Regions from separate parts of the Mus musculus genome. Here region 1 is linked to region 2. Evidence: chromatin loops called from intact Hi-C (ENCODE). Cell type or tissue: gastrocnemius. All regions are shown on one strand. Links, peaks and the distances in the headings refer to the core of each region. The heading gives the core; the rest is flanking DNA. Region 1 has its middle 3.1 kb from the start of Cacnb3. Region 2 has its middle 3.6 kb from the start of Gm34152.

Region 1 (2,899 bases), core at 150-2,649, 68 kb before region 2:
CACTGGGAGGAGGGCCTTTGGCCAGGAGTCCCCGGGCCCAGGTCTGCTACCTACCTGGTATTCAGACCAGGTCTGGCAGACAGCTTGCCTGCAAATGATCAAACAGGCGTGGGCTTACCCTTTGCATCTCAGATTCCCTCTGATAAACTCGGAGAACCGATATTTAGGTTTTAAAGGGGTAGAGATGGCTTCAGGGGTGTAGGCTCCGGCAGAGGGAGGAGGGAAGCCAGGGACAATCGCTTCTCCTGTGAAAACTGAAGCGCCCCAAGGCCCAGAGGAGCTAGTCCATTAGCTGTGGTCAGCGGGGGAGGCAAGGAGGGAGGGGGAGGGGGGGTGATATATCTCTCCCTCCAGGTCTTGTTGCCGAGGCAAAACTTTAGCTCCCTCCATGACAACCCCCAACAAGACAAAAGGAAAAGAATGAATATCCTACCCACCCTGCTACCTCGTCCCCAAGCCTGTGTCTCTTCTCCAGGGTTGAAGCTGAGTGTGTAGGGGTGGCAGAAAAGAAACCATATCTGTGGCAGGAACAGACCACAGAGGAAGGGGGGGCAGCAGTGCCCTCCCAGGCACTTTCCAGGTTAAAACCAGCCCAAGAGGAACCTGGAATGGAGCGTTCTGAGAATGGATGCTCTTCCACCTTAGCTCTCTCTGGAATGGGACCAGTGGAAAGTCAGCAGAGTAGAGACAGTCTCCGGAGATCTTCAGGGAACAGGGAGGTGGAGGGGAGGGGTCCCGAGCCCCCTCCACCCGGAAAAAGTAAGCTCGAAGAAGGGCTGAGAAAGGGAGTTTTTCTGTTGGGAAACCCCGAGGTGAAGTTGGAGGCTCCCCCAGGTCATTAGATCTCTCAGTTCTGTCTCCATGAGGGGGTCTGCTCCCATCTGCCCCAGGCCCAGGAGCAGCCACTGTCTTAAGAATAGGGAAGGGGCCGGTTCCGTATGGAAGAACCAATGAGAGGTTAGTCCGCTTAGAAGGATGTAGTGAGCGAGTGGACTGGGATTACACCCTCGCTCCCCCCTCCCACGCCAGAACTTGGGCTTGTCCGCTTTGACGTGCCCGCCGGAGGGGACGAGAAGGGGTACTGACCCGAGAAGCGGTCCTGCGACTTTGTGCTCTCTGCTGCCCAGACTGAGCTGGGATGCTGCCTGGCTTGCCCGGGCTCGCCCTGAGACCAGGATGGAGGTAAGAGCGGTCTAGGGCTCTGGAGGGGACAAGAGTGTCTCTAAAGAACCCCACATGGGTGGGGACAGAGTGCGACCTGGGGTTCTCTCCTGGGGCTCTTGGGGGTGGGGTGGGGAGGAGGTTTCAGCAGGGTCTAGATCCAGGCTGCATCCTCCCCGGCAGCGCCTCCTGCTGGCAGGAGTCAGCATGTGCGGCCGATGCAGCCACCTGGAGGGTGGGTGCGGACACCCAGCCATCGAACCTAGGGGGCGCTACAGCGGGTAGGGAAAGCGGCAGCCTCACCTCGCTTTGACCTTCCCTTTGGCGGAGCTGAGACCTGCAGTACCCTAGCTGACCCAGGAGGCGTTCGTGCTGGGCTGTCTCCTAAAGGATTCTGCAGAAGCCTGGTCGGGACCAGGACAGGGTGGATGGTCGTGGCTTCCCCAGAAGTCAGAGGGGCGTCTTGAGGCTTGGTCAAACGGACTGAACACCTAACTCTTCCTTCTCGGTCTGTTACCCGGCTGAGGTGGGACTCAGTACGGTGTTTCTTCTTAGGGCGCTGGGGGTGGGACACTAGACGTATCAAGCTGGGGGTCTGGGGGGAGCCAAACCCAACCTCTCCCTAGAGCCTGCCTTTGAACCTTTCCCGCCCTCAGCCTGCGATGGCAGAGCTCCACAGACCCTGTCTTTTCTGGAGATCTGAGGGAGGGGGAGAGAAGGGGTAAGGCTGGGTGGGAAAGAGGGGTGGGGATTGGAAGGACAGTGAGAGACACCAGATGAATAGGGAACTGGGGAGGTAGCAAGGCAAGACTGAAGTGGAGACACACTAGACTGAAAGACGAGGGAAGTGCGGGAGAAACAGAAGGAGGAGGCTAGAAAGGAAGGGAGGAGGGAGGAGGAGGGAAAGGGGTGGAACCAGGAGCGAGGAGAGGGAGCAGGCGGCTGGAGCTGGGCGGGCGTGGGGCGAGGCCAGGCGTGCAGGCTGGAGCGGTGTGCAGAGAGACGCGGCTGGGTCCCGCTCCCGCCTCGGAGCCCCTGGCCCGGGGGAGGGAGAGAGGCCGCTAACCCGGTCTATGTCTTTTTCTGACTCCAGTGCAACCTTCCTGCTGAACGAGGTAACCTCCGGGGCCCCCTCCCAAGAAGGGTGGGAGAAAAGCTCCCGCATTTGGGGGAAACTGCAGCATGGGGCGGGAGCGAAAACAGGAGTTGAGAGCTCTGGATAATAGAGGAAGGGAAGGCTGGAACTGGCGCCTCCTGCAAAACATGCAGAGAGGTCTGACTGGGGAGCTGAGGAAGGGGCGCTATTGAAAGGAGGGCCGTGCCAGGCTCCCTCAGTGACCCTCTCTGAGTTCCCGGGGAGGGGGCAACCTAATAGCTGGAATGTGAGGGGCCTCCACCTGGAGTAGAACTCCCAGTTCCTGCCTCAGTTTCCCCACTTGCTGCCCAGTTAGTTTTCTAGAGGTTCTCCGCTTCCACACCTGGTCTTTTAAGGCTTTCCTCTTTGATCTTGCTTCCACAGCTGGATTAGCAGGAGAACTGGCATAGGCAGGTGTGGCTCTAGTGAGAAAGGAAGTGGACATTCTGTGGCAGCTCAGAGGTATAGGAGGAGAGAGGGGAGATCAAGTGCCTGCAGGACCCAGGGGATGCCTGTAGGTATGAGGAACTGGAACCCATCTCCAGGAGGAGGTGGTTGGCATGGCAACGAATTTCTCAGAGGCCGACTTAGACACCATTGTCC
Region 2 (2,899 bases), core at 148-2,647:
GACACTCCAGAAGAGGGCGTCAGACCTCGTTACGGATGGTTGTGAGCCACCATGTGGTTGCTGGGATTTGAACTTCGGAACTTCGGAAGAGCAGTCGGGTGCTCTCACCCACTGAGCCATCTCACCAGCCCTAAAATTGGATTTTTTTAGATGGCTTACAGATTATGATCCAGCTAGTCCAATAATGTCTGTCTTCCAATGGAAGTTCAAGAATCCAGTCACTGTTTAGCCCATTAGGCTGGGTGTCTTAGCTGGTCTTTAGTAGAGGCCAGAATGCCAAAGACGTAGGCTCTAATGCCAGCCTAATAGCAGCGAATGGACTTAACAGTGAAGGCAAGGGCAAACAGAAAAAGATGAAAGCCCCCTTTTTCCCAGTCCCTTATATAGGCTACCACTAGAAGGTGTGACGCATGTGAAAGGTGGATCTTCAAATCTCAAAAGGTCTGGATTTAAAGTGCCTCTCTGGGACCCGGAGAGATGGCTCAGAGGTTGAGAGCACTGAATGCTCTTCCAGAGATCCTGAGTTCAATTCCTAGCAGCCACATGGTGGCTCAAAACCACCTGTAATGAGATCTGATGCCCCCTTCTGGTGTGTCTGAAGACAGCTACAGTGTACTCACATAAATAAATCTTTTTAAAATAAAAATAAAAAGGAGATAGGACACTTCCCCCTCAAAAACGGTTAGGAATCATCATGCAATCTATAAATATTTGTTCTGATTGTATCTGTGATAGTTGTATACTCAATAAACACACACCGAATGAATGGCTAAGCCTCCCCCTCATTAGGATTTTTTTCAATGGGGGGGAAAAAACAGCAACACTCAAAAAAAAAAAAAAAATCTCGAGAGAAGACTGTGGGAAATTAAGCGTTGATTACTTCAGCCGCCTATCCTGTGACTTTAAGCTCAGCGGAGCCCACCGCTTAAGACCCACACTTCAGGGGCTCTCAACCTTTGCCAGCACCCATCTCCTGTCCTGAAATCCACCGACTGCGCCTTTGCAGCATAACAGCTGAAAAGAACCTGAAGCCAGGGGAGCGAGCCCAGGGCGCCTGGCACGGCTTCTGTGAGGGAGACACTGCCCCCTGCCGGCCGCTCGGCTCGCTCATCCCGGGGAGAGCCAGGCAGTTCAAGCGCGCACCCGTGGGATGCCAGGCAGAGGGGGTGTGGACCGGACGAAACCCCGCACTGGACAGGCTTCCCGCCAGCGACCTGGCTTGAGTCTGGGGAGGCTGTGCTTGCTTCCCTGGGTTCGAGTCTCCCAGGTTAGCGGGGCAGGGGCGAGGCGGCTGTGGAGGTGCTGAAGGAGCTCCAGGGAGGTCCGGTCTCTCAGACTTGGTTTTCTCAAGGGCCCTGCTGCGACACCTTTCCATTCTGAGACAATTCTCTCCAGCGCCTACACTTGGCGAGCGGTGTACCAGCCTCCCCATCACCATGGAAACAGGAGCCTCTGCATCCATCCTAGAGCAGATTCGCGAAGCTATGGGAAGAATCTGGATTTGGGAAAGAGATGAAAAACGCAGAGGGAGGGTCATTAATATTACCGTGGAGCGTGTGCCTTGTGAAGGTGTTGAGAAGACGTTAATGCGTCCTCTCAGACCATCCAAACTGACCACCTTCTCCTGACATAACCTCTAAGCGTCGCTTTCCTCATTTGTTAAATAAAAATAATAGCAGCACTTACTTCACAAGGCTATGGTACGAATCTTGTTAGGTAACGCACACATAACACTTAAGTCAGCCCTTAGCACGTAAGGAATGCTCAAAGATACGGTTATTGGATATGTTTCTGCATACTTATTATTTAGGTATTTATTCTTCCTGCTGCTAAATCGCTAGTCCCTTGATAATAATGCCTTTTGGGCCAGGCATGGTGGTACACAACTGTAATCCCAGCACTTCAGAGGTGGAGGCAGGAGGATCAGGATGTTCCAGGTTAGCCTTAGCTACATAACATGTTCAAAGCCAACCTGGAAATGAAACCTCCATCTTAGGAGGAGGAGGAGGAGGAGGAGGAGGAGGAGGAGGAAGAGGAGGAGGAGGAGGAGGAAGAGGAGGAAGAGGAGGAGGAAGAAAAATAGAAAAATCATAAAATTTCCTGTTTGGTCTCTTCTCTCTGTCTTGTCTCTCTCATGTGTCTTTGTCTCTCTCTTGTGTGTCTCTGTCTCTCTCTTGTGTGTCTCTCTGTCTCTGTCTGTCTGTCTGTGTGTGTGTTTCTCTCTGTTTCTGTCTGTCACTGTCTCTCTGTCTCTCTCTGTCTCTGCCTCTGTGTCAGTCTTTGTCTGTCTCTGTCTGTCTATCTGTCTCCCTCTCTCTCTGTCTGCCTCTGTCTGCCTCTGTGTCTCTCTCTGTCTGCCCCTCTCTATTTGTCTCTCTGTCTGCCTCTGAGTCTCTGTCTGTCTGTCTCTGTCTCTCTGTGTGCTTTGTACAAGCATGAGTATGTAGATCAGCTTGTATAATCATTCCCAGAAATAGAGACCAGGACACATACTGGGCATCTTCCTCTACTGTTCTGTTCTTCTTGCCTTAGGACAGGATCGCTTGTGAACTGGAAGTTCACCATGTTGGCTAGAATAGCTGGCCCACAAGATTTCAGGATCTACCTGGCTTCACCCACAAAACTGGGGTTACAGATACAACACAACCATGACAGCCTTTTTACTTGTGTGTACTAGATTCAAATTCTGGTACTCATGCCTGCAGAGCAGGGGATTTCACCACTGAGCCGTCTCCCTGGCCCTCTGTCTGCTTTTCATCATGGCTATTCCTTGGATTCCCAAATTCTAGCCATGCTTGCCCTGGCACCGTAGGCTGCCACCCCATTTCTCTGAACACTGCGCTCTCCATACAGAGTGTCCTGTGGTTTGCTGTGGACTCTAACCCAGGTCTCTCTCCCC

What was found. A loop is a pair of places that touch in the nucleus more often than their neighbours do. Peaks named below come from ENCODE experiments on the same cell type or tissue, not always from the same donor. Only the 100,000 strongest peaks of a DNase experiment are listed, where the experiment ranks them.
Region 1: it touches region 2 in a loop (7-fold over the local background); 4 of 42 quality-filtered maps call a loop at or near these places.

What each region holds. Positions count from the first base shown.
Region 1 is chr15:98,630,245-98,633,143 of GRCm38, forward strand. It overlaps a transcript of Cacnb3 not described here. Among named protein-coding and RNA genes, the nearest start is that of Cacnb3, 3.1 kb to the right of the region's middle. In gastrocnemius, for the core only: no CTCF peak of the experiment used is centred there; DNase peaks (open chromatin) are centred at 1,397 and 2,126; H3K4me3 peaks cover 1,295 bases; H3K27ac peaks cover 696 bases.
Region 2 is chr15:98,698,508-98,701,406 of GRCm38, forward strand. No RefSeq gene overlaps it. Among named protein-coding and RNA genes, the nearest start is that of Gm34152, 3.6 kb to the left of the region's middle. In gastrocnemius, for the core only: no CTCF peak of the experiment used is centred there; a DNase peak (open chromatin) is centred at 1,114; H3K4me3 peaks cover 591 bases.